2 separate regions of the Homo sapiens genome follow, and region 1 is linked to region 2. A link is a loop called in an ENCODE intact Hi-C map of the cell type or tissue named here. Cell type or tissue: heart right ventricle. All regions are shown on one strand. Links, peaks and the distances in the headings refer to the core of each region. The heading gives the core; the rest is flanking DNA. Region 1 overlaps OR9Q1 (olfactory receptor family 9 subfamily Q member 1). Region 2 holds the start of OR9Q1 (olfactory receptor family 9 subfamily Q member 1).

The links. A loop is a pair of places that touch in the nucleus more often than their neighbours do. Peaks named below come from ENCODE experiments on the same cell type or tissue, not always from the same donor. Only the 100,000 strongest peaks of a DNase experiment are listed, where the experiment ranks them.
Region 1: a loop joins it to region 2, with 2.6 times the contacts of the local background. A loop is called at or near these places in 3 of 110 quality-filtered maps.

What each region holds. Positions count from the first base shown.
Region 1 is chr11:58,172,856-58,188,691 of GRCh38, reverse strand. OR9Q1 (olfactory receptor family 9 subfamily Q member 1) reads right to left here. Exons shown (of 3, transcript NM_001005212.4): 3 at 7,076-9,261. The coding sequence starts at 9,247. The coding sequence ends at 8,315. Among named protein-coding and RNA genes, the nearest start is that of OR9Q2, 8.3 kb to the left of the region's middle. In heart right ventricle, for the core only: no CTCF peak of the experiment used is centred there; a DNase peak (open chromatin) is centred at 8,868.
Region 2 is chr11:58,017,021-58,032,856 of GRCh38, reverse strand. OR9Q1 (olfactory receptor family 9 subfamily Q member 1) reads right to left here and starts at 8,976. Exons shown (of 3, transcript NM_001005212.4): 1 at 8,753-8,976. It overlaps LOC107984331 (a long non-coding RNA gene), which reads left to right and starts at 8,438. Exons shown (of 3, transcript XR_001748218.1): 1 at 8,438-8,770; 2 at 9,833-10,017; 3 at 14,255-14,836. It overlaps OR6Q1 (olfactory receptor family 6 subfamily Q member 1), which reads right to left and starts at 1,904. Exons shown (of 1, transcript NM_001005186.2): 1 at 951-1,904. The coding sequence starts at 1,904. The coding sequence ends at 951. It also overlaps the pseudogene RNU6-899P. In heart right ventricle, for the core only: no CTCF peak of the experiment used is centred there; a DNase peak (open chromatin) is centred at 8,036; H3K27ac peaks cover 5,912 bases.

The sequences.
Region 1 (15,836 bases), core at 5,074-13,073, 150 kb before region 2:
CCCATTGCCAAAACATGCTGTAATTGATGACTTCGAAAGTTCATCATTTGGCAGAAGTAGAGAATGGTGCAGGTGGGGAGTCATAAGATAAAATGTTGGAGAGGCCAATGTGGGTGGGCTGTGAACAGACTTCCACCAGGCAAGCTGAGCAAATTCTTGATGGTAACCAACCCCTCCACCATAGCACTAGTTCTCAAACTTCAGTGTGTGTAAGAATTTATCCAGAGAACTTGTTTAAAATGTGAATAGCAGTGTCCCACCTCCATAGATTGATGCAGATGCAGTACATCCGCCATGGGAGCAGTATCTACATTATGAACAGGCATACCAGGGGATTTCCAAACAGTTAATCTCCAAAAATTGTGGCACCAATGCCTTGGGATTGGGACCTCTAGACCTCCCTGCCCCTCTGTGTGTCCTGCCATAAACTAAAGTAAAATAATAAAGACATGTTCTTGCAAAGCATGATTTCTCCAAAGTCCTATCAGTGCCTTTCTTCCTCATGGGAGACCCAAGATAGGGTGAATGTGATGTCTCCCTGTCTTATCAATTTTAAAAACCTAGATACAGAAAGGACTCTGGAGCTTCTTGGTGGCAAAACAATGACTTGGACCAGGTCAACGCTCAGTTGACTGAACCTATCTGGAATATGGCACTAGACAAAAGGACCCCAGGGCAGTGGTTCTCAATCTTCACTGCACATTAGAATCACCTGGGAAGCAACTCGTAAGGCCCAGATTGTACCCCTTAACAATTGAATCAGAATGCCTGAGTGTAGGAGCCGAACACCAGTAATTTTCATAAATTCCCTGGTGATTATAACATGTAGCAGATTTGAGAACCATACCGGAAGGCTTGTCTTTTGAAGGCCTTACCTTTTGCCAGGTGTCGTAAGTAGACGTTCCAGGAAAATAGGTTCACTGTTCTCATAAATCTGGAGATCACTGCATACTACATTCTTCACATGGAAAATCACATTATATATTAGCATATTAAAGGATCTACAAAATCCTATAATTAAGAAACCTTGGCAAACTAATACAGGAACAGAAAAACAAATACCACATATTCTCACTTATAAGTGGGAGCTAAATGATAAGAATACATGAACATATAGAGAGGACCAACACACACTGGGGCCTGTTGGAGGGTGGAAGGTGGGAGGAGGGAGAGGATCAGGAAAAACAACTAATGGGTTGTTACCCATTAAGATTAATACGTGGGTGATGAAATAATCTGTACAACAAACCCCCATGACACAAGTTTATCTTTGTAACAAACCTGTACATGTACCCCTGAACTTAAAAGTTAAAGAAAAAGAAAAATAAGAAAAGAAACCTCATCAACTTTTTCCTAACCCACCATTTCCCAAAAGAATTTGAGCGCAGAACTTCTTTTTCATTAACGTCGTACAGAACTAGAGTTCTAAGGAAAGGATGCTCCTTAGGCAGTACAGCTCTAAAGAGGCTCAGAAACTGTCCAAATGCCAAATAGCAAAGTAGTAATTGTTCCAAGAAACAGCATCTCCTGATGACTTCATCTCAGGATCTGGCTCCTTGAAGTCTCTGACTGGCTCCCCCAGGAGCAATCACTCCTACTGGGAAAAGAATTAGAAGGGAGTCTGGGGAAGCAACATAATTCCAGGCGGATCCCTCAGGAATATGGAAGAGGAAACCACCTTGCCCTTTAAAGAATGTCTCTCTCTTTGATTGTGAAGTGGATCCAATGGCTGACCCCCTGCAGTTCTACTATATAATTACAACAACCCTCTTATTGCTACCCCATATGAAATAGACTGTGAGGCCATCAAGGCCCTGCTTTCAGGAAGCTGTAGTCAAACTTAAAACAACTGGCTTATTTAAGTGACTTCACTGAATCATTCTATAATGCATACATAGGCTAAAACATTACATTGTACCCTATAAATAAGTAAACACAATTATTATTTGTCAATTAAATTTTTTAATTAAAAAACACTATCAGAATGATTATTAAGATGGTTCAGTCACTGTTTGGCCAGTCCCAGAAGAGAAGCAAAATGAACCTCAGAGTATAGATAAAAATTTCATATATTGTGAGTATTAGAGCCTATAAAGCTGAAGTAAAAGAGGTTTAGAGATTTTTTTTCTAAGAGCTATAGATCTGAGCAGAATTTGGAAAGGAAAATCCCACAGGAAAATCCAACAGCAAAGACCAACTTAGCTGCTTACTGTATGCCAATTCACTCTTCTAAGAGATGATAGATGATGATAAATCAGATGATAGATATAGTTGATAGTAGATAGATAGATTCATAGATATATGATTAGGTAGACAGCTGATAGATGATAAATGGATGATAGATAATAAATAGGTAGATGATAGAAAATAGATGATAGAGATAGATGATAGATGATAGATAGATAGATAGATAGATAGATAGACAGATAGATAGATTCATTTAATCCACAAAACAATTCCATGAATGAGGTACCATTATTATCTTCATTTTAAGGAGATGAGAAAATTTAGCACAGATTGTTGAAGTGGACCACCAATAGTCCCACAGTAAGTGGTAGAGCTAGAGTTTAACCCAAGTGGTCTGTCTCCAGAAGGTGCACTCCTAATTCCTGTAGTATATTGCAAACTCTCATGAAGATGTCGCTGAATTCCACATTTGGGAATAATTGAGGGGTTCTTCCTTCTATGTCTGTACCTTCTAGCTATGTAGCTTCTAGCTTTTCAGAAAGAAGGGAACTCAGCTAACAGATGACACCTAAGTCTCAAAGTGAATAGATTGTGGTAGAAAATTCTTGGGGCACTTGACCAGGCCCTCGCTCCTTCTACGAAGTATCACCATGGCCACTGGTGAAGGGCTGGCCTTACCTTTCTAGCCATAGCCGATTGGACCAGAAAAAGACCCAAGATGACTTTATTTCAAGGGATAATCCTCTCTTCTTCCAAAAAGATCTTTTCTTGAACTACTTTAAGTGTTTCTTATAGCCAAGAAGTCATGACTTGTGGCCTGGAGGAACCAGGAAGTATGTAAGGAGAACATATCTTCAGCTCTTGCCCTGAAATTCATCTTCACGATCTTTCTCCATCCAGACTTAGGTGGATCTCATGCCAATTCAAGGCTGAGGAACACCTAGTGCCTATAAATTTGCTTTAGAAGGACTTTGGAAGGACTTATCCTACTGCAAACATTCCCCTCTCAATTCATCATTGCTATCCCTGCCCTCACTTTACATATTGTAGAACTGTGGAATTTTTTTTAGGCTCTCATAAGATGCTGGAACTGAAGGGGAAATTAGAGGTCAAATAACCCAGGCTTTTCAATCGACAGATGAACAGGCTGAGGCTTCCAAATAGGAAGATGTTTAATGATTACATCAGTAGTTAATTTGATTCCCAGTCTGTGACTTTTTAATGCCAAACTTGTTAATCAGCACTTTACCCAGTGGTCGCTTATTGCTCTTAAATATAGAAGGGGCCTCAAATAAAGATGACCAAATAATTAAGTGCATTAATCTTAATTCATTTCTATGCATATCTGTGCTTCCTCCAAATCCTCTCAGAGGTGTGCAATCCTGAGGTAAGTGTCCTCCATTGCTTCCCTTATAAGTTTTCTCTAAGTGTTTTCAGAGCCTTTATGTCTGAATTTTCCAGAATGATGAAGCCAGAAAGAACTCTGGAATCCAGTGCATCTTCTCATTTTACAGATGTGGAGAATGAAATCCCTAAGAAAGAATGACTTACAGTCCCTGGGTTTCTGCCCAGCAGGTAACATGGCTTGAACCCATAGATGAATTCACTACATGATTCTCAAAACAAGGTGAGGGCAGGAAGGGATGCAGCTAAGTCTCAAGCACAACTGTGATGAACAACTCCCATGACACCAAGAATTTCTCTATTGTCCATAATTGTTTCTGACTCAATGTTCTTTTCTTCAACAAAGTAGAAAAAAATACCCACTAGTTGTTTCTACTATTCACATGTTCTAGCTTTTTTGCCATAAAGAAGATGAAAAGTCACGTTTTTAGGTTCCAACTTTGAAAAAATCCCAAGGAAGAACCCAGATGTTATGTGGCAAAAAAATGGGGTACCAGGATTGGCCCAATGTCAATCAGTTTCCAGTCAGTGAAGACCAGAAAGATGAGATCTACAGGGAGATAGAGTACTTGCGTGACCCATATGGTTAGAGTAAAGAATGGAGCATTTCCCAGATAAGAGAGAATGCTGTTCTGTGAACACAAAAGAACAGATTTTTACCACACAATGGTAAGAAGAATCAGAGAAATTCCCACTGCACCTGTGCTTCAGGGAACCCCACAGAGATGTTGGCTGAGCAGTGGCTGAGGGAGGCAACAGGTGGCAGAGTGAAAAGCATGTCGGCCACTAGAGTCTAAACAGTTTCTGTTTACATCCTATCTGCCATGAACAAGGCATTGGGAAGACAATGGCTGCTTGATAATTTTTTAAGCTTAAGCCTGACGTCTAGGGCCAATGTAAGATGCAGAAAGTTTGTCTCTGGACACTCCATCTTCCTTGGCCTTAGCCATTCCCATAATTCTCAGTTTCCAGGTTCTCAAGTGCTCTCTCTCTCCATCGTAACCCATGCTCTGAGACAGGTCTCAGACATCTCCCTCTGAAGGAGATGACTGCCAATGCTTTATGTGAAATCTCTTCTCAAATAATTTAAAATTTAACAGGGCTAAAGCCTAGATAGAAAGAATCTGAGACCACAGAGGGACTCATAATTCTCTTAATCAACCTGCTCCCCCATTTTTCAGATGGAGAAATTGAGATACAGAACAAGGAAGTTGTTTTATGGAAGGACACTCAGCTGATCAGGGACCATCACCACCCAACATTTCCTATCATATCCTATAGTCTCCAAGAAAAGGTCAGGCCAACTAATTTAAAGCAAAGGAAATTTAAACAAAAAATAGGGATTTAAGATGGACTCAGGTCGTTCTTGGCTACTCAAAAATCGTGCTATATTGCTCATATCCACTGCAACCAAAATAAAGTAATATCTGCCAACTCGCACTTACCAGGTAAGAGCTGTGGCTTTTCTTCTCCCCATCTTGTACCAAGTAGTGTGGTCCCCAGAATATCTCATTCATGTTTGGGGCAGAAAATGGTGGGAGGCCCTCCTGAAGCCCACTAGAAAGGTCATGCTACCAACAAGTCCCTTCTTTGACAGCTCCTGAGGACCTGGCCCCTGATAGTGAAGGTCTGCTTGAAGGGCACCCTGTGTTGGCAGACACTTGAGAAAGGTAATGGGAGGAGCTGGCCTGAGCGCCTGGTGTGAGACCAGGCAGGATGCAGATGGATGCTACCATTGCTATTCCCTTGTGAGCTGGATGTCCAAGGTTTCTCTTCGGAAGACCTTGTTATTCTCCTTTTAGGTACTATAGCCACATTCAAAACATCCCAGTAGATGGTGTTTCCTGGTTTGAGTAACCTGGATTTCCCTTAAGCAGATTTCCAAAAGCAGATTTTTTCAAGCTTTATTGAGGTATAATTGCTATGCAAAAAAAATACAGTTATTTAATATACATTTTGGTGAGTTTGGACATACACATATCATATATCTGTCACCTCCAAAAATTTTCTAATGTTCTTTTGTGGGTTTTCTTTTTTGTTGTTTTCTGGGTTTGTGATTTTTGGTTTGGTTGCTTGATTGGTCTTTTGGTGGTAAGACTATTTAGCATGAGATCTATCCTTTTAACATGTTTTAAAGTATTCAATATATTGTTAACTATAGATATTATGTTGTACAACAGGTGGCCAGAACTTATTCATCTTGCATAACTGAAACTTTATGCTGATTGAACAATTCCCCTATTTCTTCCTCTCCCCAGCTGAGGCAATCACCATGCAACTCTCTGCTTCTATGAGCTTGACTTAGGTTGGTGAAAAGGTATTGTGGTTTTGCCATTGAAAGTAATGGCAAAAACTGCAATTCCTTTTGCACCAGCATAATATTTTTGGACACCTCATATATAAATCATGCAATATTTGTCCTTCTGTGACTTGCTTATTTAACTTAGCATAACGTCCTCTAGGTTAATCCATGTTGTCAAAAATGGTAGGATTTCCATTCCAGAATTAAAATAACTGAACAAAAAGAACCACAGGTTTTTTATTTGGATGAGTTCAACACAAGGTATAGCAGAATGTAAGGAAATATTCACACCTATTTACAATCAGGTAACTTCCCTATTGTCAACTTTTCTTAAAAATGTCATAATTGAACCCCGACTCATCTTCCATACCTAAATGGAAAGCATTTTTTAACTTTTCCTGAGCTCTATTTATAGACTAAAAAGTAGATGATGTTCCGTATACAACATGGGGTTTCATGACCACTAGTTCCTACAGCCTTTTCACTTAGCCCTTCCTTCTTGAACATAAATCTGCAGATACTTGTTTAGAATTTAATCAGAAGGAGGCATTCATTTTTTTTCTTCTACCTGGCAACTTATTCTCTTAGTAGCCCCTTTCCATTCATCGTGTACTTCCTGACTTCTGGTAGATTCTAAGACAGCAAATAATTCCTTAGTATACTGCTTTTATTCACACAGACACAACCAGGAGGGAATTTCATATCACTGATTCAAGCTTTCCAACATTTCTTTAACATTTTTTACACAACCTGTAACACAATTGACACATATACTATTTATTAATCATCCCCCTTAGTAAAGCTATAAATTTTAAGCCTGGGTTTTCACAACCAGACAAAACACTATTAAAGGGATAAAATATTTCTTGTGAAAATTACAATATGTACTTTAAAATATTCTGTCTTCTAGAATAAATATAATGTCTTTAAAGATTCAGATGTGTTTTATTTTACTATAAGCCACCTTCCATTGAATATCCTTTGGCTACCTGCATGCTGAGTCTCCCACCTTTCACATATCTTCTTCCCATTTAAAGTCTTGTAACTGGAATTCTGTGTTTCACACAGCATTTTTGTCTGGCTGAGTTTAAAATCATCCTAGGTTTGTAAGATACCGTCACCCTCTCCCCACCTTTCCCTTTCCACAATTGTTTATATCAATCACATACAGGGTACCCTGGATTTTTTGTTGTTGTTGTTTTGGTTTTGGATTTTTTTTTTTTTTTTTTTTTTTAGTAATCCAGGAGACAGGAAAAGAAGTTTGAGTTCCAGGTATAAAAATTTGTTTAAATGAAAAAAAATTAATAGATGGGGCCTGCTCTCTTCCAGTGCCTTGGGTTTGATTGAGACAAGTCCCCTGTGATTAGAGAAGTAAAGATTAAGAACAGACAGATTTTGTGAGGCTTTGGATGCAGGCTGAGCTGCTGCAGAGTGCAGGGACCCAGGATAGGCGAGGACCACCCTCCTGCCTATCGCCATGTGGAATGCAGCAATGTTCTGCCTCCCTGAAGGAAAAAGCTTTCAGAACACAGAGAGTCAATGTCTATGATACAGACACTGAAGACGCCATTATGGGCAGTGGGAATGGTATAACTTTGCTAAGTGGATTTTTAGTCATGCCATATGACGAGAGAGAACTGTAATAGGTAGGAAGAAAAAGAACAGGGCATATATCCAGAGGTGATAGCAATTGACAGACATGTTATTGTAGGCATTGTTAAAAGTTTGTGTGAGGCCTTCTTGAGAACTACTACCAGAATATTAAGGCATACCTTGAGTAGGGTCAGCTTTGCTAATTGGATCATCAAACGACCATAGTTTGATCATTAAAAATAAATGTAATCTAAATATTGAATCCTAATTGATGATATAATTCTGAAGTGCATAGAAGTAAAGGGTACTAATGCTGATGTCCGGAACTCACCTTGAAATGAATCAAAAAAAGGTGGTTTGATGAGTGAATTGATTGATGAATAAACTCACGGATAGATTACATCTATGTAACCAAGTAAAGACAGCAAATATTAGCAATTACACAATCTCAGTACTGAGTATAGGAAACTTCCTACATATTATTTTTAACATTTCTATATGATGAAAATCTTTCATTAAAAATTTTGCAAAAAAAATTACTCTTATAATCACAGACAGGTGAAGTGTGCCATATTTGGATTGCACAGGCTTTAATTTCAAATCCTTTTGTCACTTGTCCTGGGAATCAAAACTCCCACTCCAATCTCTTTTCAGGTTGACTTTTCCTTGTCTTCCTTCCTCTCCCTGGAGCTAAAAGTTCTGGTTCTTTTTTATACCTAGTACCATAATATATTCATTTAAACATTGAGCATGCTATAAATAATGAGCGTCCAGAATTCTGACACTACAGAGTAGGTGGTTCTCGGGATTTTCCAAGTTTGGAGATGGTTAGGACAACTTGGCTCTATTGAGAATTTTTCTCAGGGCCTCCTTCACTTCCTTGTTCCTCAGGCTGTAGATGAGGGGATTCAACATGGGGATGACCTCTGTGTAAAGCACAGACACTACCCGATTCTTCTCCGAAGACTGATCTGAGTTACCTCTCAAGTACATGAAGATGAGGGTACCAAAGAAGAGTGACACAGCAGTGAGGTGGGAGGTGCAGGTGGAGAAGGTCTTGGCCTGGCTTCCAGCAGGGATCCCCATGATGGCCACGATGATAAACAGGTAGGACACCAAGATCACCACCATGGAAGCAGGGATGACAAAAATGGCAAACATAATAATCAGCACTTCTTGAGTGTAGCTCTCCCCACAGGTCAACTTTAACAGAGGAGGGAGGTCACAGAAAATAAAGTCAATCTCACTGGTTCCACAGAAGGAGAGAGTGAAGGCTGAGACTGTCCGCACCAAGGCACTGATGAGACCAGCAACGTAAGCCCCAGCCACAAGACTCAAGCGGGCCTGCTGTGTCAGGATGGTGACATAAAGCAGGGGCTGGCACACAGCCAAGTAGCGGTCATAGGCCATGAGGGCCAAGAGGTAGCAGTCGATGGAACCAAAGAAGGTGAACAGAAAGAACTGAGCAGCACAGCGTGTGTAAGATAAAGCTGCCCCATGCTCCAGCAGCACTGCCAGCATCTGGGGGACAGTGATAGATGAGTAGCAGACGTCCATGAAAGCGAGGTGACTCAGAAGGAAATACATTGGAGCGTGGAGCTGGTGATCCATGAGGATCAGAATAATCATCTCTAAGTTCCCCAATACGGTGATGAGATACATAAATAAAAACAAGAGGAAGAGAGGGAGTGCCCATTCAGGATATTCAGTGAATGCAATAAGGAGGAACTCGGTCACCAAGGTGAGGTTCATCTCTGCCATGACACCAGTGGTCCCTGAGACATGTAGAATGGGAAGCAAGTTAGGAAGGTGCAAATAGGATTTACCTGTATTTGTAGTTCACATTTATTGAAAATGTACTGTGGACAAAATATGCCAGGTGTGCCAGGTGCTGTGGCTCACACCTGTAATATCAGCACTTTGGAAGCGAGGCAGTGGGATCACTTGAGCCCAGGAGTTCGAGACCAGCCTGGCCAACATGGTGAAACCCCATCTCTACTAAAAATGCAAAAAAAATTAGCCATGCATGGTGGTGAGCACCTGTAATCCCAGCTACTCGGGAGAGAGGCACAAGAATCATTTGAGCCTGGGAGGTCAAAGCTCCCATCTTGGCAGTGAGCCGAGATGGCACCACTGCACTCCAGCCTGGGCAACAGAGTGAGAGCCTGTCTCTCTCTCTCTCTCTCTCTCTCTTTCTTTCTTTCTCTCTCTCTCTCTATAATATATAAAATATATATTATGTATATTATATGTAAATATATATTATATATAAATATATAATATATAAATATATAATATATATAATATATAAATATATATATAATATATACATATAAAATATGTCAGGTGTGATGTAGGGCTTCAGAGATGACTGATCTTAGCTCCTGCCATCAACGAAGTCCTGTGGCATAGAGTCATCTTAGCATGTTGACAAAACAGATACAGGTAAACATTCTCAGAACAGGGGTGCACATTCTCGCACCTCTATTGCTAAGTAGCTGTGTGAGCTCTGCAAGCCAGATAGCCATTCTGAGCCGAAACTTCCTTATTGCTCCACCAAGTGTTGACACATGGTCTCTTGCCTACCATTGTAATATCCGTGTCAGGACTCTATCCCTTTTTCTCCGTGACCACAACTCCTCCCTGATATCAAATCCTCTCCAACTGTCACCTGGATTAGAACAACATCCGTGGAACTAATTATTCTCCTTGTCTATATATTTGCTTCTTCCAAATTCTTCCTCCTCACTGTGGTCAGAGTGATAATTCTAAGACATTAATTTGATCACATCTGATTCCCCTGTTAAAAATCATGCCACGGTGCCCATCATGGAAAGGATATTTTTGGAGAGTCCTTGTGATAATTTAACGCATCCATATAATTTGTAAAGATCAAATCAGAGTAACTAGATGTCCACCACCTTAAATATTTGTCTTTTTAAAGTTCGAAATACGCAAATTATTTGCCTCTATTTTGAAATATGCAATAGATTACTGTAATCTGGGATGGGATAATATTTTGACTCCTCCACATGTTGGAAATGCCTCTGTGAGATCTCCTCTGCTTATTTCTTCATGTTCCTTTCTTGCTTCTAAATCCTGATACCCACAGCCACACTTCACCCTCTCACGCTTCTCTCCAGACGTATTGAATTATTGGCAGCTTCTCTAATCTCCCCCAGGTTCTCCTACATCTCTGCACTTTCAACAGGACAAACCCCTTCTGCCTAGAACACCTCTTTTGCATCCTCCAAGTCCTAGCCAACTCTTACCCTACCTTCAAACCTCAACCCAGATCGCACTTTCTACAGGAAAGTTCTCTCCTGTCTGCCTTCCCTGGTCAGAGCACGTGCTCCTGGAGCTCAGCACATGGTAAAGGTTTAATATTTTCTCATGGAATAAAGTTACCAAATAATATATGAGGCACCTTGCAAAGGGAAATGTGCTATACACATGTTCAATGAATTACTTTTATTTTTGTGAAAGTGTTTAAAAACAGAAAATGCCCGAAGTCTAAGAACTCACTAAAATTGATCAACAGTCACGAAGCCCATAAGCCATTCTTGGGTTTATACTTTTTTCCTCAACCTAACAATGTGCTTACTTAGCAGAAAGCTGTTACCTTCATTAGAGCCTCTTCATTTACCAAAAATGCTTTTATAAGAACTGATATTGTCCTTAATAATAGAAAACAGATAAACACTATTCTAAATTATTTATATATTAACTCATTTAATCCCCACAACCACTACATGAGGTAGGAACTTTTCTTATCCTCATTTTACGGATAAAGAAACCAAGAAAGAAAGGGCTTAAGTATCATTCCCAAGGCTGCACAGCTCAGAAGTGGTGGAACGGCCATTAGAAACAAAACTGTACACAGAATCTCTGTTTAGTTTATAGCAAGATTTTACTGCATCACCTGATTATTCCAACAGCCTCTACTCAGAAGGTGTCCATCATTAATTAAACAAACATAAATACCAGCTCTGCAGTCTATTAATATCTGAAGACTGATAGAGGCTTTTGAGCTAACAGTAAGTTCTTTGGCAGAGTTGTAGTGCAACAGGATAGAAAGGACATTGGATCACCTTTAAAGCATAAGACTTTGGCAGCTATGATTGTGTCAGACTGACCTATTGGGAAAAAAATGATAATTAAAGGAAATTGGATCTGGTGATCTGAATGGAGCAGGAACCAAGAAAACCAGGTCAGTTTCTTCACCTGAATTCCACATCTTTACCTGGCAGGTCCTCTTCTCTCTTTGTCCACTATTTTTCCTTAATGTCTAAAAGGTCATTTCTCACCCACTGCTTGGAGAAATCCTAAGGGTGTAGGGGCAAAAGTATTCTGCTGAGCATCAGGAAGTCTGGGTGGTTCTTGTTGCCCTCCCAGACTTGCTCAGTTATAATGCTAAGCAAATCTCCTGGAGCCACAGTGTCCTCTTCCCTCCTACATTCCTCACACACATGCACACACAATGTGTGCATCAATATGGGGACAATAATAACTTCACTGCCTGAAAGTCAGTCCCTGGACCCTACCATCCTCAAGATCCTTCTAGCCACTTCTTTTCCGCCAAAGACACCGTTTTATTCTTTGTGTTTCCAGATCTGCAAAATCTGATTAGGTTGCACTCTTCACTGGTTTTTGTTCAATTCCAGGCAGGGACAGCAGAGATTGGGGAACAGCCTCTTCCTGTGGGCTCCCAGCTCCAACACAAATCTCTTTGGAGAAGACACTAATAATTGCTACAAAAGCTCTGAGGTCTCCAATCAATGGCTAAAGTGTTCTCTAAGGAAAGGCAATTATTGCACATGTAGGTTTCTCACTAGGCACCTACATAGGAGGAGAAAAGACTTTCTTCCCAGTCACGGTTCTCAAAGCCCTGCCATGCACCCACTGAGTGGGGTTTAAAAGGCCTGAATCCTAGTTCTGCATGGTCCTTTGAGGAGTTAGATGTATCTAACTTTAATTTCTTCCATCAGAACAATGTCAGAAGTTATGCCCATTGCCACCTTCACCACTGTGGCCATATCTGGAAGAAGAGTGCTTTGGAAGCACAGGACTTTGCTCCACATTACCCAGGAGGGCCAACTGGGTACCCTACACAGAAACCTCAGCAAGACACATCATGTCTTCTGTTTGCCCTCTCTGGGAGTCAAGTGCCTCATTAAAATCTTTCCCTTTTTTTTTCTTTAAATGCAAATGAACACATGGAGAAAACAAAAGCCTGGGATGTTGCTCAGAGGAGAAATTGGCAAGTTTGTCTTATTGGCATAGCTTTTGCCAGCTCTCTACATCTTTGACACAATAGTATTGTTTTAGCCACAAATTCATAGGCATTTTGTTGAGTCATTGAATTTTGACATGTCTCAATTCAAAAAAAAAAAGGAAGATAAGGAAAAACAGAATAATTGCCCTCTTTGACAATTATGATAACCAAGAGAAAATGGAACCATGTGGTACATTGACTCGTCGCTGTGCTAAGAGTTCTAAAAGAGAGCAAGAGATGTGAAATGAAACAAAAAAAAACCACAATGCCTACCTATGAGGAACATGCAGCCTAATAGGTGAGATTCTTATCCATTCTATAAGATAACAAGTACTAAACTCCTAAGCAAGGAGTAGGTACAGTACTATGGGAATAGTAGTATTATGGGAATACTATTCCCTCTACTATGGGGATAGTAGTAAACAATCAAGAAGCAGGTAAGTTACTAGGGCAAGATTACTTACAGGTAGGGTAAACTGGGGAGGGCTTCGCAGAGGAGGTGGACTTTGTCAGTTCGGACAGAAGAGAGAGTGGGAGAATGATGGGCAAAACTCTTTAGGAAAGGGGGTCAGCACATATATGGGCAGGAGAGCCCAAGGGATACTCCAGGGACAGTGAGTGACATTGCTCCTGACCTTGAGACTGTCCGCTACCATCTGACTCCACTGCTTTCTCCACTGAGAAAATCTTTTGTTTGTATTTCTCTTTTCCCAGTTCCAAAATCTTCCAAATCCCTATCCTACCCAATCCACTGAGAGGCTAAAAATTTTTATATATTGTTGTGCGTAATAATCTAAATCTCCTTTTTTTTTTTTTTTTTTTTTTGAGACAGAGTCTCACTCTGTCGCCCAGGCTGGAGTGCAGTCGCGTGATTTCAGGTCACTGCAACCTCTGCCTCCCAGGTTCAAGCAATTCTCATGCCTCAGCCACCCTAGTAGCTGGGATTACAGGGGTGCACCACCATGCCCAGCTAATGTTTTTATTTCTAGTAGAGTCGTGATTTCACTGTGTTGTCCAGGCTGGTCTTGAACTCCTGGGCTCAAGTAATCTGCCTGCCTCAGCCTCCCAAATTTCTGAGATTACAAGCATGAGCCACTGCGCCTGGCCTTAAATCTTTAAGCTCTAAAGAGTTTCAATTTAGACCTTGCACTGAAAGTCCTTAAATTTCATTATGAAGATATCCTTTAAGATACTTTCCTCAACAAAGGGAAAAATTTTCTCTAATAGAGAAAAATTAAGTCAAACAGCAGTAAACTTTATTTTTTTTTAACTTCTAACATACTAGATAAGGATTCAATGCTAAAAGAAGTCTGAGAAGCTGGGTTAAATGAAGTTAAACAACTATCTTTACTAGAAAATTTTTTGAAGATTTTAGTATGATAATATCCTTTATAAATCTCCAAAATGAACTGTATATTATGCAACAATTCTCAAAAGTATTTGACCATGGGGTACTTAGTTAGCTCTTGTGTTGTAATAAGCACCCCAGGTTGTAGCACACAACAATGAGCATTTATTCTCACACTCATAGGTCTGTGGCCAGACAGGATTTAGCTTATTTAGGCTGGGCTTGGGCTCGGCTAACTTGACCAAGCTGCAGCTTGATTCACAATCTGTTTCATGTGTCTCTCTTCATATTTGGGTCAGCAAGCTATGCAGGGCATATGCCTCTAAAAATGGCAGAATCACAAGCAGACAAAGCCCCATTACACAAGCACATTTTAAGTCTTTGCTTGCATCGGGTCTACTCATGTCCCACAAGACAAAGCAAGCCACATAGTCAAGCTCAACATCCCTGAGCAGGGGAGTTTATCCTACTCACAGTTGGAGAGGAGTGAAGTTTATTTTATGAACAATGATCCAATATTCCTATTGTCCATAAATACTCTTATTCTACCCTCTCAAATCACATACAAAATATACTCTTCATCACCCTAAGCTGCCCAAACCCCGACCTGTAAACTTCAACAAATTACATCAAGATCAAAGTCTAGGATCTTATGATCTCCATCAGGTCCAGGTGCAGCTTCCCTTGGTTTACAGAATTATGAACTACAAAGACAAGTCATATGTCTGCCCACAAATACCCAAAATGTATTGGTGAACAGGCAGAATAACCACAATAAATGCTCCCACTAGAAAACAGGAAGAACGGCAGGCACATGGCAACAGTGGGTCCACAGCAATTCTGAAACCCTCCTGGTAAAATGTTGCTATGCCCTCCCAACCTGGGATAGAAAATATGACTTGTTAGGAATCTGCTCCTTTGGCTGAGGGGGTGGGGTTCAGGGGGCCAGGAAGAAGCTCTCAGCTCAGAGTTCCCTGTGGCTCTTAGAAAATACCATGACACTATTCACAATAGCAAAGACTTGGAACCAACCCAAATGTCCAACAATGATAGACTGGATTAAGAAAATGTGGCACATATACACCATGGAATACTATGCAGCCATAAAAAATGATGAGTTCATGTCCTTTGTAGGGACATGGATGAAACTGGAAATCATCATTCTCAGCAAACTATCACAAGGACAAAAAACCAAACACTGCATGTTCTCACTCATAGGTGGGAATTGAACAACGAGAACACATGGACACAGGAAGGGGAACATCACACACTGGGGACTGTTGTGGGGTGGGGGGAGGGGGGAGGGATAGCATTAGGAGCTATATCTAATGCTAAATGACGAGTTAATGGGTGCAGTACACCAACATGGCACATGTATACATATGTAACAAACCTGCACATAGTGCACATGTACCCTAGAACTTAAAGTATAATAATAATAAAATAAAATAAAATAAAGAAAATACCATGACCATTATGATTTTTTCATACCCAAGAGTACTTTAATCCTAAATGTAAACAGCTTTTATTTTTTTATTTGTCCCTTCCAACCAGTAATTTTTTTTACCACTTATAGTTTACTAGACAGAAATCATTATAATTTTTGGATAAAAGTATTGGGGCATATGGGGAAAGTAGGGATAGTTAATGGGTACAAAATAATAGAATGAATAGACCTAGTATGTGATAGCACAACAGGGTGACTACAGTCACTAATAATTTAATTG
Region 2 (15,836 bases), core at 3,596-11,595:
ATAGTTTGCGAATATTTTCTTTTATTTGGTAGTTTACCTGTTTGTCATGTCAACAGTTTATTTTACTGTGCAGAAGCTATTTAATTAAGTCCCACTTGTTAATTTTTGTTTTCATTGCAATTGCTTTTGAGAACTTAGTAATAAATTCTTTCCCAAGACCAATGTCCAGAAGGGTATTTCCTAGGTCTTCTTCCAGGATTTTTTTATAGTTTGAGGTCTTATATTTAAGTCTTTAATCCATCTTAATTTTTGAATATGGTGATAAGTAGAGGTTCAGTTTCAGTCTTCTGCATATGGCTAGCCAGTTTTCCCAGCACCATTTATTGAGTAGGGAATCTTTTCTCCATTGCTTATTTTTGTCAGCTTTTTCAAAGATCAGTTGGTAGCAATGTACAGTTTTATTTCTGGGTTTTCTATTCTGTCCCATTGGTCTATGTGTCTGTTTCTGTACTAGCACCATGCTGTTTTGGTTACTGTAGCCTTATAGTATAGTTTTAAGTCAGATAATATAATGCCTCCAGATTTATTTTTTTGGTTTTTTTTGCTTAGGATTGCTTTGGCAATTTGGGCTCCTTTTTTGCTTTCATATGAATTTTAGAATTGTTTTTTCTAATTCTGTGAAAAATGACATTGATAGTTTGATAGGAATAGCATTGAATCTGCGGATTGCTTTGGGCAGTGTGACCATTTTAATGATATTGATTCTTCCAATCTGTGAGCATGGGATGTTTTTTCATTTGTTTGTGTCATCTCTGATTTCTTTTAGCAGTGTTTTGTGGTTCCCCTTATAAATATCTTTCACTTCCTTGGTTAGTTGTATTCCTAGGTATTGTATTTTTTGTGGCTGTTATAAATGGAACTGCATTCTTGATTTGGTCTCAGCTTAAATGTTATTGACTAACCTGTTTTTAAATATCCAAGGCAAGGAAACTGGGTTCCCACCTGCCTCCTCACTGTCCCTTCCAAAAGTTGAGAGAAAAGACTCGACCCAGAGCTCCCTTCACTTCCTTGTTCCTAAGACTGTAGATGAGAGGATTGAGCATGGGCGTGACAACAGAGTAGAAGACAGATACCACCTTGTTGAAGTTGATGGAGGAGGTCACCTTGGTCTGGACATACATAAAGAAAAGAGTGCCATAGAAGAGGCTCACCACAGTCAGGTGAGCTGCACAGGTAGAGAAGGCCTTCCAGCGCTCAGCAGCTGAGCGGATGTGCAGCAGTGTCCAGACGATGTTGCCATAGGACACAGCAATGACCATAGAGGAGGCCAGTAGCACAGCCAGAGACACCAGGAAATCCACAGTCTCCTTCCAAGTGACATCTGAGCACGACAAGGCTAGCAAGGGTGAGGCATCACAGGAGAAATGGTCAATGACATTTGGGCCATAAAATGTTAGCTGAGACAAGAGGTAGATTGGCAAGATGGGTGTGAGGAAACCTACCAGCCAACAGGCAGCTGCCAGACGGATGCAGGTGCCCCAGGACACAAAAGCCCCATAGTGGAGAGGCATACAAATGGCCACATAACGATCATAGGCCATGGCAGCCAGTAGGAAACACTCAGTTGCCCCAAGAAAGGTGAAGATGAAGAGCTGGGATAGGCAATCAGCATAAGAGATATTCTTGCCACCATCCACCCCAATAAAACCAGCCAGCATCTTGGGCACTGTAACAGAAGTGTACCAGATTTCAAGGCAGGACAAGTGTGTCAGGAAGAAATACATGGGTCTCCGTAGTCGGTGGTCCAAACCCACCACTAAAATGATGGCCAAATTCTCCACCAAGGTGAACAGGTACATGGTGAGGAAGAGTATGAAGAAGAGGAGGTGTGCTTCATGGATGCCAGCAAAGCCCATCATGACAAATTCAGTTACCTGGGTCCAGTTTTTGGTATATGGTTGCATATGTGGCAGTGAGAGCTCAGCAAACTCATAGCCTCATAGACAATGAGAGCTCAAAGAGAACCTGTGAGGTTGGAGGATGTTGTACTAAAATGCCTTTCACTTCAGAAGAGAAACATGATGTCAACACACTGTTCTTACCCTCAAAGAATTCACAGTTCATGAGGGACATGAGAAAACAAATAATATTAGTACAAAATGAAATGCACTGGCTAAGAATAAGGCAGGATACTATGAGCAGAAATATCAGGGAAGCTCAACCAGTCTTGAGAAATCTTCCTGGAGGGAAGACTGTCTATAGCTGAACCTGAAAAGGAAGTATAAGTTAGTGAGACAAAAGGTAGAGATAGAGAGAAGACATCACAAGTATAAAATTCCAGACATCAGAGAGGAGATTGTGCATTGGGGAAACTTCAAGTAGAGACAGTTTACCATGGAGTTCAAGAGCTTGATTTCCCAAGCAAGCATACCTAGATTCAAATAAAAGAGAACCTAACAGATTTGTTGTGAAAATGTAAGTTAGATAATTCCTGTAAAGCACTTAGCATCATGTTTGAGTCAATAAATGTCAAGGGGGAAATCTACATGTTGACATCTCCTGGAATAAGATACAGAGAGAAAATGACTGTTTCTGAGCCTGAGGAGTAGGCTGGGACACCATGAAGGGCTAGCAACCAAATTAAGGGAAAGGAAAAAGCTGAGCTTCAGTCTAAAGGTCACAGGGAGACTTTAAGAATTATAAGCAGAGAAGCAATGCTATTCTTTTTACCCCTTAGAAGGGGCAGGTTTGGAGGGGAACAAGATAAGAGCCAGAGGCCGGGCCCGGTGGCTCATATGTGTAATCCCAGCACTTTGGGAGTCTAAGGCAGGCAGCTCACCTGAGGTTGGGTGTTCAAGATCAGCCTGGCCAACATTGTGAAACCCTGTCTCTATTAAAAGTACAAAAGTTAGCCCAGCGTGGTGGTGGGCACCTGTAATCCCAGCTACTCAAGAGGCTGAGGCAGGAGAATCACTTGAATCCAGGAGGCAGAGGTTGCAGTGAGCTGAGATTATGCCACTGCACTCTAGCCTGGGCAACAGAGCAAGACTTAATGTCAAAAAAAAAAAAAAAAGGAGGAGGCAGGAAGGCTGGGTTAGGAGGTTGTTGCAAGTATAGCATGGAGTGATGGTGACTTTAACTGCAGAAATGCCAGTAGGAGACTGAATATGACTATTAAGAGATAGAATCAACATAATTGGGTTTGAATCCACACTGGGTTTGAATTTAAGCTCCAATATCAACTTGAAATATGTGACCATGAGTGAATCACTAAATAATCCCATTTTTTAAAAAACAGATAATACAAGAGTTCCAAAGAGATTACTTCCTATCTCATTTTAGAATTAAATGAGAAAATATAATATCTCCATTTTTGTGCCAGTTTTAAAATACAGCCCCAAATTCTTGAACACTCTTCCCATCCAAAAGTGAGGTCTATGGCTATTCCCATTGAATCTGGGTTCTGTGACTGCTTAACAACAGAATAAGGGGGAAGTGATGCTGTGCCAGGTTCCAGGCCCGGGACTTGGAAACCCCAGTTTCCTCTTCTTGCTTCTTGAAACCCAGTGACAGTAGTGTGAGGAAGCCTATCCAGCCTGTGGAAAGGCCTAGGTGGAGAGGAACTAAGTCCCTCAGGCCTCAGCCTGGCCAAGCTTCCACTGACAGCCAGCAGCAGCGTACCAGCCGGATGAATAAGCTGTCTGAGAAATAGATCATTCAGCCCCCAGTTGAGCTGGCCAAGCTGACACCAGCCTTCCCTTCTGAGCCCTCCCCAAATTAAAAATCTGTGAGCTAAATAACTGATTGCTGTTTAAACCACTAAGTTTTAGGCTGCTTTGTTATGCAGTAACATAAATAAAGCAGTTATACCCTAGTTGTGTAACTTGGGCAAATTATTCACTATTTCTGACCCTTTGGAGAAAAAGAAATAGTGTTTTGCTACAGTCACAGATTCCTGAACTGGAATTTGAATCCAGGTTTGCCAAGGTCTAAAGCCCTTGCTCTTTCCCCTATAAATAATTAGCAAGTTCCTTCTGGCTTCAGAATTCCTGGCAATGAAAGCATGTAGAGATAAAAAATCAGAAATAAACAAGTCCAAAGTTTTCAGATTTCTGCGTGCGTCTTCGCCATGCCTAACATCCCCACAGTGGGAAGTCTATAAACATTGGCTTCCTCTCACATAATTGCATTGCAGCCCCAGACACTTCATGCTTCTGTTGGCTCAAGGAAATTTCAGGATGCAATTTCCACCCATTTATCTCGTTTGCAACCTCACTTACAATGTAGCAGCCTCCAAACAATGATCACCCTTCCCAGTGGAGATACTGCACACAGATGCTCTAGAAGTTTGACTTGACTTACGGTGTTAGACAGTTTCACAGTCAAATTCTCTGAAAAATTCATTATTTTTCATAGTCATGGAGAGGATGAGATTTAGAGTCAAACAGCTCTGGGATCAAGCCCTGGGTCTGCAATTTACTAGCTCTCTTGTGTCATCTATAAATTCTTACTATTTTTCTAAATCTTACCTGTCCTTTCATCTGTGACTCAGGTTTGATAGTCCTGTCTTCACTAGGAAGGCTTTTTCCTTATCTCATTCCTCCAAACTTGTATGCAGGTCAAGCAAACAAATGCAGAGGGCACCTGCTCTGACCTAGGAACCACGGTGGAGGGTACAGATGCCCCCAGCATCTACCCCAGGGTCTGGTACAAAGCAGGTACCCCCAACATCCATCCTGAGGCCTGATGCAGAGCAGGTGCCCCCAGCATCCACCCTGGGGCCTGGTACAGACCAGGTTTCTCCAGCATCACCATGGGGCCTGGCACAGAGCAGATTCTCCCACCATCTGCCCCAGGGCCTGGTACAAAGCAAGGGCCACAAGCATCTATCTCAGGGCCTGGTACAGAGCAGGTGCCCCAGCATCCACCCTGGGGCCTGGTACAGATGCCCCCCCGACATCCACCCTGGGGCCTGGTACAGAGCAGGTATTATTTTTTAATACTTTCAGCTCTCTGATCCATGGCTTAGAGAGAGAGTGCCAGAACCTGTGGCCTTTGTATCAGGCCCAGATTAGCTACATTGAAAGGATCTGCTCTTGTTTCTCAAAAGCTGAAGGAGGGGTAAAGAAGTAGGATATAAGAGAGAAGGAGAGAGGGACAGCCGACGGCTTTTTATCCCCTTGCATCTAGGCAATGAGGCATTTCACCTGTGGGCTGAGATTTTTTTAAGAAGCAGGAGCAGTTTCCCCACTATCTCTTTCCCCATCATAGAGCCAACAGCTGGCAGGATCCTAGATCCCTGAAGAAAACGACTCACTTCTTCCTGGAGCAGGGATTACCCAATATTTTCTGTAAAGGATCAGATTTAAATAGTTTAAGCTTTATGAGCCACAGGCAGTTTCCGCCACATATTCTTCTCTGTGGGTTTATTTTGTTTGTTTTTGCAACTCTTTAAAACGTAAAACCCTTTCTTAGCTCATGGTCCATACACAAACAGGCTACAAGCTGGATTTGGACCATGGGCTGTAATTTGCCAATCCCTGCCCTAGACTCACACAGGACTGTTACATGAGCGAAAAAGAACACCACTTTACTGTGTCAAGCAGTAGTTACCCTACTTTATGGACACACATACCACCTCTGCCACCACCAAGCAGCCAAACTGTCCTCAAATTATCTGTTGTCTCTTGTTCTGCAGAGAAATGGGAGACGGGGGACAACTGATACCCAGGGTTTGGTTGGGCATGCGTGGGCAATTGCACCTGCACAGAAGCCCAGTGAGTCCTTACTGCTCCCCCTACCCTAATGCTAATTAACAAACTGCAAGGGAAGCTTTTCTTGAATTCCAAATCAGAAACCCAAAATCTAAACTGAATGATTCTAGAAAAATGCTTGAATCGCCATCAGTTCTTCCTCTACTGCCTGACACCAAATTGCATTCTTTGAGAGACTCAAGAAATGAATTCAAGTTGTCAAATAGATTGGATTGATATATGGAGAACAACATTCAAAGAGTTAAAAGAATAAAATAATTTTTAAATGTCTCATTACTTCTTTCTCTAGTGTATATTAATTCACACTGATTCATTAAAAAGATTAAGATAGTACTCACTTCGGCATCATATATACTAAAATTGGAATGACACGGAGAAGATTAGCATGGCCCCTGAACAAGAATGACACACAAATTTGTGAAGCATTCCATATCTTTTTTTTTTTTTTTTTTTTTTTTTTGGTTACAGAGTCTTGCTTTGTTGCCCAGGCTGGAGTGCAGTGGTGCAATCTCGGCTCACTGCAACCTCCGCCTCCTAGGTTCAAGTGATTCTCCTCCCTCAGCCTCCCAAGTAGCTGGGATTTCAGGCACGCATCACCATATCCAGCTAATTTTTGTATTTTTAATAGAGACACGGTTTCACCATATTGGCCAGGCTGGTCTCGAACTCCTGACCTCAAATGATCCACTCACCTCGACCTCCCACAGTGCTGGGATTACAGGCATGAGCCACCATGCCCAGCCATGTTCCATATTTTTAACAAGCCTGCACATGTACCATTGAATATAAAAGTTGGGAAAAAATAAAAAGGTTGAGAGACAGAATTTCACAACTATCTAACTCCTGGAAATTTTTGAACCTATTAATTTGTTAACTCAGTGAAGTGGTTTACTCACAGTTCTATGCCTGCCAGTTCCTCATTCAAGCATTCATCAAGGAGACCCTGAGTTCTAGGCATGGTACCAGGCATCAGGCCTCTAACCCAAAATGAGTTGCAAGTCCTGCCTTTTAAGAACTGTGTCTTTTAGGAAAGATAGAGAAGTACTCAAGGGTTAGAACAGAGATGTGATGAGCTAATTGCAATGTGTCTGGTAGAACAAAGTAGGGGGCAGTGAAGTTGGCATACAAGGAAGACAGGACAGGTAAGATCAAGAAACAATTTCCCAATTAAATCACACTGAGGGTGGGGGACGGTGGAAAGAAGGCAATCCTTAACTGACAAAACCAAGTGCAGTAGAGGGAGGGGGAGGCACCCCAGCAAGCCAGGGGAGAGACAGGTGGAAGTAGGTAATATGCCCAGAGGAATTGTTAGAAGAGGTTGTGAGGTCCACGGAGAGAGTCAGGAGAGCACAGTGGTTAAGGCTACATTCAGGCATTAGACCACCTGATGCCTTCAAATCTCAGCTCCACCACCTTCTAACTGAAATCAAATGAAAGCAACCTAGATGGGAGGCAATGCCTAACCCAACGGAATGAATATCTGATGGAATCATTGAAGTCATCAGAGACAAGTCTAATGAGAAACTCTTTCTGAGCGAGAGTTCCAGAGCATCCAAATTCTACTCCTCTTCCCCCCTGCCCCAACACGTCTTCGGGTCATGTGTTGGTAGGAAGATGAGCTTCTCTCCAAAAAGGGAGAAAGGAGGCCGGGCGCAGTGGCTCACGCCTGCAATCCCAACACCTTGGGAGGCTGAGCGGGCGGATCACAAGGTCAAGAAATCAAGACCATCCTGGCCAACACGGTGAAACCCCGTCTCTACCAAAAATACAAAAAGTAGCTGGTCATGGTGGCGTGCGCCTGTAGGACACACCCTATAGTAGCACGGCGGGCACCCCAGCTACTCAGGAGGCTGAGGCAGGAGAATCTCTTGAACCCGGGAGGCGGAGGTTGCAGTGAGCTGAGATCGCGCCACTGCACTCCAGCCTGGCGACAGGGCAAGACTCCGTCTCAAAAAGAAAGGGTCATTTACGGAGCCCCTCCCATGGGCTAGATTCTGATGGGCTGATACCATCTGGCTTAATCCCCACAATATTGTACTATGATCCTATGAACTATTCTTGATATAGAGGTGTTATTTGTCTTGGTTTTCACGCAATTGAAATCACTGAAGGCTCAGAGAGACAGTAAGTAAACTTGGGCAAGATCAAAGAACTACATGGCACAGAGAAGAGCCAAACCCCAGAGCTTCTGACAAAAAAAGCCTCCACACCGTGCCATTTTCCTCTGCCATCTCATTTCACCCAATGACAACGTGCCTGCAACCCTGGCTCCCTGCCCTGACTCTGAGGTTAATTTCCCTGCAGCTCGGAGCCCCGCCAAGGCTGGAGGAATATCCCACAGGCTCCAGTGAGCTGCAAAGCACAGTCACACTCCCAGGGCTATTAACAGCATCCGCTTCCTCTCCAAGGTTCAGGGAACTTTATCCACCAAGTGCCATGCAGGAAAAAAGAGGTCAGCCAGAGAGGAGAGGGTCACACGGGGCAATCACTAAATAAGGAGAAAGGCCGCACAGGAACTTGGCCCAATTTGGTGTCCTCAAAAGACGGTGCTCCCTGGCCAAGATTTTCCCTAACAAATATGGAAAAACAGTTTGAGGCCCATGCACGAAAATTGAAACTTGGTTCCTGTAGCTATTTGCTTGTGTAGCTACGTGACAAGCCTGGTGAGAAACGCTGGATTTCTCCCTCTTTCAGTTCTCTCCACCTGGCATCTGGGGGCCTAGTCCCAAAAAGTGAAAGGAACTGGAAAATAAACTTACTAAGATCCAGGAAATGATTTCAAAAAAAAACAGCCAACAAACCGAGGTGAGCAGGCGCAGTGGGTGGGTGTTATGAGACAGACAGCGGGGCTAGGAGATGCCCAGGATGAAGCCCGGAGACCTGCTCTCTGATTCCTCTTGGGTCTAGCTCATCACAGCCTGCTTCCCCACTCCCACTGCAACGTGACAGCAACAGCACATCTCACTTTCCAACATGCAGACAGCCCCCTGTGTTAACAGCACCGTCTCTGAAATCAGTGGAGCTGCATTTGACCCTACCTCCGTCAGGCCGTAGCTGTGAGTTTGGGAAAGGCGTTTGATCTTTCTGAGCCTCAGTGTCTTCATCTTCAAACGGGAAGGATAACATGTACATTGCTGGGCTGGACTAAAGATGGAAGGAGACATCATTAAGGGAAAGTTAGGGCCTTTGCTCCTTTCGCTCCCTCTACCATCTCTGTGTGGCATCCTCCTGCACTTCTTCAATTCCCTGCACAAGGGCCACCTTAACAGAGAGGCCCTTTCTGACCACCTATCTGAAAACGCAGTTCCTTTCACTCTCTGACCCTCTTCTCAGTTTGATTTTTTGGGTCACAGCTTCATTGCCATCTGGTAGATATTTATTTGTTTGTCTATAACATCACGCACACACACACACACACACACACAAAAGGAAGCTCCTTGAAGATAGTGCCTTTGTTTGTTTGTTCATTACTGTGTTGCTAATGCCAAAGTCACTGACATGTAGTCTACATGCAATAAATATATACTGATGTAATAAAAGGGTGGCTGCATGCTCCTGATTGTACGTTGGCAGCGTACTTAGTTTCCTTTCCATTTCTAGCTACCTGTTTTTAAGGAAATTTAAGGAAAAGGAAGTTCAACAATACTTACAGAAAAGTCAATCAATTTGGGTGTTGTCCATGCAATTACTGTCAACGGACTACAAGACTGACAATGCCTGCAGGAATGATGTCTTGTATATCTGGAGCAGCCTGCTCTCATGGCCTTGGGTGGGAGGCAAATTGAATTGATTTCTACATATAATTTCTTTTTCTTAGCTACAGAATTTAATTCTAAATTTCCCGGAAAGCTGTACTCTATCAGCTGTTTTCAAACTCTGTTCCACCAAGCCCTAGGTTTGCTTAGTTGCCAGGTAGCTGGGAAGAGGAAAGGACCTAGTATGTGGGGCTCTCAAAATCCCTGCTTCAACCAGCTAGTAAGTGACAGAGTCCAGATGAGAATCCAGCCCAGTCTGACTCCAGAGCCCACCATCTTTCCATCATACCACCTCCCCAGGGAGGGTGATATTCCTAAAATAAAATCTGATCAATTAACTGGGCGCTTCTCTCATTATTCCAGGACTTCAATACTGAGCAGATACAATCTGTTCCTCAAAGCTACTGACATATAGTCTGCCTATGATGGGAACAAATGGGAAACTGAGGTATAAGAAAATAAGTGGGAGGCTTCTCCAGCCATATATGTGACAGAGACCCCAGACCCAAACCAAGCCAGAGAGTCCACTATAGCAGACAGGAACCAAGGTGAGAATCAAGCTTTCTGAGCTTCTAGCTCTTAATCTCTAGGCAGCAATAATATCTATTCTTGTTGTCTCTCAGAACATTCTGTGAATTGATGAGATAGTGGATGTGCGGGTTCTTTGAAACTTTAAAGGTACACTCTGGTAAAACCTGCTTACTCTTTTGCTTCTATTGCTTATGGACTATGCGATGACCACAGAATTTCAATAAAGGGACAGCATGGGAATGGCCATCTGGTGGGACTCTGGGAATGGTCATGAAGCTGCCCTGGAATAACAAAAGCAAATTGATTTTGTTTAGATTGTAGGTTTGAGGTGGCTTGAGGAGGCAGATGGAGATGAAGGAGAACTAAAACCCCACAAAGTCCCTCGGCACCCCTACTCTATAAGAGCTTAAGCAAATCAGTTGAATTCTGTGTGCCTCCATTTTCTCACTTGAAAACTGAATTGATATTTAAAACCACAATGACTCTGTAAAAGAGCTTTTGGGCCGGGTGTGGTGGCTCATACCTGTAACCCCAGCACTTTGGGAGGCCGAGGTGGGTGGATCACTTGAGGTCAGGAGTTCGAGACCAGCCTGGCCAACATGGTGAAACCCTGTCTCTACTAAAAATACCAAAACTAGCCAGGCATGATGGCATACACATGGTAATCCCAGCTACTCAGGAGGCTGAGGCAGAATTGCTTGAACCCAGGAGGTGGAGGTTGCAGTGAGCCGATATCACACCACTGCACTCCAGCCTGGGTGACAGAATGAGACTCTGACTCAAAAATAAATAAAATAAATAATTTTTTTTAAAAAAAAAAAAGAGGTTTTGAACAACAAAAAATGAGATTACAAACTGGGAAAACTCTGAAGAAAAGATTGGGCTATACCAAAGTCAGGAATCATACCTCTAGATTTGGTATCCATTTGATTGATAACATTCCTTCCATACACCACGCCTTGCATGCTCTTTGGATATAGGCCTCTAGAGGAGCCACGTACCTGCCTCCCACTGCTTCTCTAGTTTCCTAGTGTCTTCTCTGGGTGAAACACCAAGGCCAAGCATGCCCAGAACCTTGGAACTGGTGGCCAGGACAGGTTATTGAATCCCACTGAAGAACAGAGACCCCAAATTCAAGGAGCACAGTTTCTCTGAACCAAAGGTAGAGGGCACAGATCTGCCACTGGCTGAACTGGAAAGAGAAGTAACAAGAATTGTAGCTGGCTATAAGATGCCTCATACTCCACGTATGTGCCTGTAACTCTCCCAGGGGTGACCCATGGGACCATTTCTCCATGGAGGTTTAAAGCTCTCAGACAACAAAGAAAAGAAAATAATAAATTATGAAAAACTTTGTCCCAGAGGGTATGCAGAAGCTACGTGGGAGTTCCAAATCTGTAGATTAGGACGACGGATGCCTCAGAGTGGAGGATGAGGGGCCAACCAGGGAAGATTCCGTGACAGCTAGACTCTTTGCCAAGGTCTCTGACTCCAAACTACTCTAGAATATGGTGACACGAAATCTATAGAGTTCAGATTTATCACAGATGCAGTGAGGCCTTCCTCAATAGAGTGGGTCAGATATCACCATCCACCTACCTGCCCCCTATCCCCCACTTCTGGAAAATAATCTGCAATGATAACACCAGACATTACTGAGTAGCCACTCTGGGCCAGGCTCTGTGCAATATAGATGTGAAGTACCAGCTTCAACCCTTAAGGAGCTCACAATTCCATAGAGGCTGTGACTTAGGGTCACTTTTAACCTGAATGTTGCTGTGCCAAATTGCCTTCCTTTCAAAGAGTTAATCTGGGGCATTTGATGATTGTTTACAGGCTGGGCAATTGTTTTCTCCAAAAGGGAAATACAGTGTTATTTCAATATAAAGCAAAAAGAACATCAAGGATGGTGAGTATCCACTGTGTTTGATCACAGAAGGCAGCTGGACCAAAGCTGGCAAAGCCCAAAGGCAATATAGATGACTTGTTCTTTAACACATCTTCAACGCATAGGATCATTTTCTTTGATTTTGTATGACTTGGGTCCAGCCTTAATGTATCAGGTGCAAATATCTTGTCTTCCCAACTAAACAATAAAGATCTTTTACCACAGGGCCATGTCTTATATTTTCTGCATTCCCAAAAAGCCTAGTGCAGTACTGCTCAGTGTAAAACATCACAGACTTGTGATAAAAGAAAAACTTTAGCTGAATTAAATTTAAAGGAGTTTAGTTGAGCAATGAACAATTCGTGGATTGGGTAGCCCCCAGAATCACAGCAGATTCACAGAGACTCTAGGGGTGCCTCGTGATCAGAACAAATGTATAGACAAAAAAGGTAAAGTGATATACAGAAATCGGAAGTGAGAAACAGTGAGATTGGTTACAGCTGGACGTTTGCCTTATTTGAAGGCAGTAATATTCAACAGTCTGTGAGTGGTTGAAGTATGGCCGCTAGGATTAGCCAACACGCAGCTATTGTTACAGGTGCACACTAGTAAGTTAGGTTTTCAATTTTATATATTATGATGATGAGGTCTACAAAATTGTATATAATTGTTGTTCCACTGTAATCTATTACGCTAGGTTACAGCTCATCCACGAGGACTCAGCTATAGAAGTACAGAGTCCTTCTCAGGCCATATTTAGTTTGCTTTAACACTTGGACTTGAATCCTACATAAGCCTCTTCATAGACCTGCTACCTTTCTAAAATTAGGAAAATAAAACTACATGACAAGGATGTACTTAGAGATAAATAAGGAAACAAAGTTGAGGGCTTTGTCCACCTGACAGTAGACATAAGATCATTATACCACGACACTTCAGGCTGCTCTAGGCAGGAAGGATGTTGAACCGTGCCGTATCTGCATTCCCACTCAATGGAAAAACCTCTTTGCAGCTCTGACCCAATCTGTCAATGACTCTCACTCTGCAAATCTAAAAAATAAAAAAAATTTAAAAATTAAAAAATCCTCTTCTGCATTCACATGTAAGGCTGATCAAAAGCAACTAGGAAGAACACCATGTCTTCAGGCCAAGGACATTCAGAGGGAAACAGCCACCTGGAGAACAAAGGAAATAGAGGCAAACTCCAAACCTCTGCTCTCCAGCCCAGGCCCCACTGGTTCCTGCCTTTCTCCTCTCCTTTCTGGAACACTATGTCTTTCTGGCTTTACAGTGTAAACCAGTACAGCCTTGATAGCTCCTTGAGTTTTGCCACTCTATCTGTTGTCCCAGTTTCACATCACAAAAGTTCAGAAACTGAGCAATTAAAGGCAGAATTCTCCTGTGTGTGTGAAAGTAATAAAAGAGGCTTTGAATGATCATATTCCTATTATTTTCCTCTTGCCCGAGGAATCAAATATCCCAACCTCCAATGTTGGGGCTACAGAACCCCACTGGCAAAGGAAGTGGGGCTACAGAACCAACACTGGCAAAGGAAGAACACAGACTAGAACAAAAAGCCAAGAACCTTCACCACCCCTCTGAGAAGAGATTTGAAATCATTCACTGTACTTCCAATTTTAATATATTATGATGATGATGATGAGGTCTACAAGATCATATATAAATCTCATTCCACAGTAGAGGCTCAATCTCAACATGTTGTTTTTCAGCCTTAACAGCATTCAGAAACAGAGTCTGGCACAGTATTTTTTGCAGGCATTTCTTTTCATTGTATTTTTATCATGAAATAATCAACTTTATACACAAGAAGGAACATAATATAATGTTTACTGCTATCCAGCTTTATCAATTATTAACTTTTGGCAATAATTATTCCACATCCTTTTTTTGTAAAAATATGATTGATAGACTGAGAGAAACAAAGACATATATATATTAATAGATGATGATGATCATGATTATAATGGTGAAGATAGATAGATAAATCGATGATAGACAGATAAAAATGTAGATACAGTTGAGGCCTTCTGTTTGTTTTCAGTCCCATCACCCTTGCACCCTCCCCTCCTCCTCAAAATTAACCAATATGGTAAATTCAGTATTTATCATGCTCACAAATGATTCATACTATTTGTCATCCATGAACATTATTTTATTTTATTTTGCATATTTTAAAATAGGCATAGTGGATTAACCTCTACACTTTGCAATTTGCTTTCTTCTTAGAGCGTTGTTTTTAATATTTTTATGTTGATACTTGCAGCTCTAGCTCATTCATTTTAATTTCCATGTATCTTCTGTTGTATTTTTTAAAACTGTATACTTATTCATTCTCTCATTAATAGGCATTGAAGATGTGTCTAATTTTCTACTATTCCTCACAATAAACATTCTCATGACTCGTCTTATTGTGCGCATCTGCAAAAGGCTGTCTAAAGGAGTGGTTCTCAAAGTGTGGTCGCCTGCAGCAGCAGCATCACCTGGGAACATGTTGGAAATGCAAATCCACTCCTTCCTCGGACCTACTGAACCAGAAACTCTAGGAGTGGGGTCTAGCAATACATGCTTTAACAAGCCCTCCGGGTGATGCTGAATCAAGCTAAAGTTTGAGAACTGCTGCTTGAGGGTGACCTAAATGGACACATCTCACATCACTAAACAATGCTGAATTACTCTCCAAAGGGGTTGCCCCAACTATATTCCCACCAGCAGTGTTTGAGAGTTACCAATTTCTCATACAAAACCAGCACGATGTAATTACAACCCTCTGACAGTTTCCGCCATCTGTGGGTTAGGCATCTTGTCAAATGTTTATTGGCCAAATGGATTCCCGTTCTTATGCACTTTCAGTTTTCTATTCAGTAGTTTTTAACCATTTTTTAATAATTTGTAGACATTATTTGTGTTTTCTAAAAACTCATACTTTGTTTTATAATCAATATGTTCCCAGTCTTTTAACTTTGTTTATATTGAGTTTGCTGTTGTTGTTGTTTTCATTTAACATCTTTAAGTTTTATGTAGTAAAATGTACAAATCTTTTCCTGTATGGCTTGTGCTTTTGCGCCTTGACTAAAATGTATTCTAAAAAATGCTTGGATTTTGATTTTTATACTTAGTCTTTAATGTAACTGGACTTGATCTTTGTGTATGCTATGAAGTAGACATTTAAATTTAGGGGCTTTTTTCATATTGATAATATCCTTCTCCATCAATTGGTAATGCCACCTCTCATAAATCCAGATATTCAAGATATTTAAGATCCTGTGTGTTGACCAAGCTTTTGTTCTTAATATTACTTACCCATATATCTTTTCTTATTTAGTGGTAAATCTTGCTAGGGTTTGCCTATTTTATTGTTTTCCTTTTTTCCAAAAACAAACTTTGGTTTTCTATCTTATTTTCTATTTCATTAATTCTTGCTCTTATATTTATTATTTCCCTCCTTCCACCTTCATAGATTGCTTCATTATTCTTTTAAAGCTATTTTTAATATAATACCATACATTTATTTTCATTTTTTGTTTATAATAAATGCAATTAAGCTATATATTTACCTGTAGACATCACTTTAATTAGATCAAATATTTATATATTATTGTTATAAATGTTATTAATATGGTATTTATTTCTTCTTTAATTCATGAGTTATTCAGAGTGTCATTCTTCAGTTTCCTGATAAGTAAGAAGAGAAAGAGAGTAGGATTGCTAAACTACTTTTTATCATTTAAATTATTTTTAATTTAATTGTGTGGTAAGATATTGTGATCAGTAGGATAGCAATTCTTTGAAAGTTGTTGAGATTTCCTCTTTGCCTTCATGTTCAAATTTTACAAAGGTTCTGTCTATACTTGAAAATAACATATGCACTTGAGTGTAAAGTTTTTAGATATATACATATACATATATCACACTGGCTAATTTTATTAT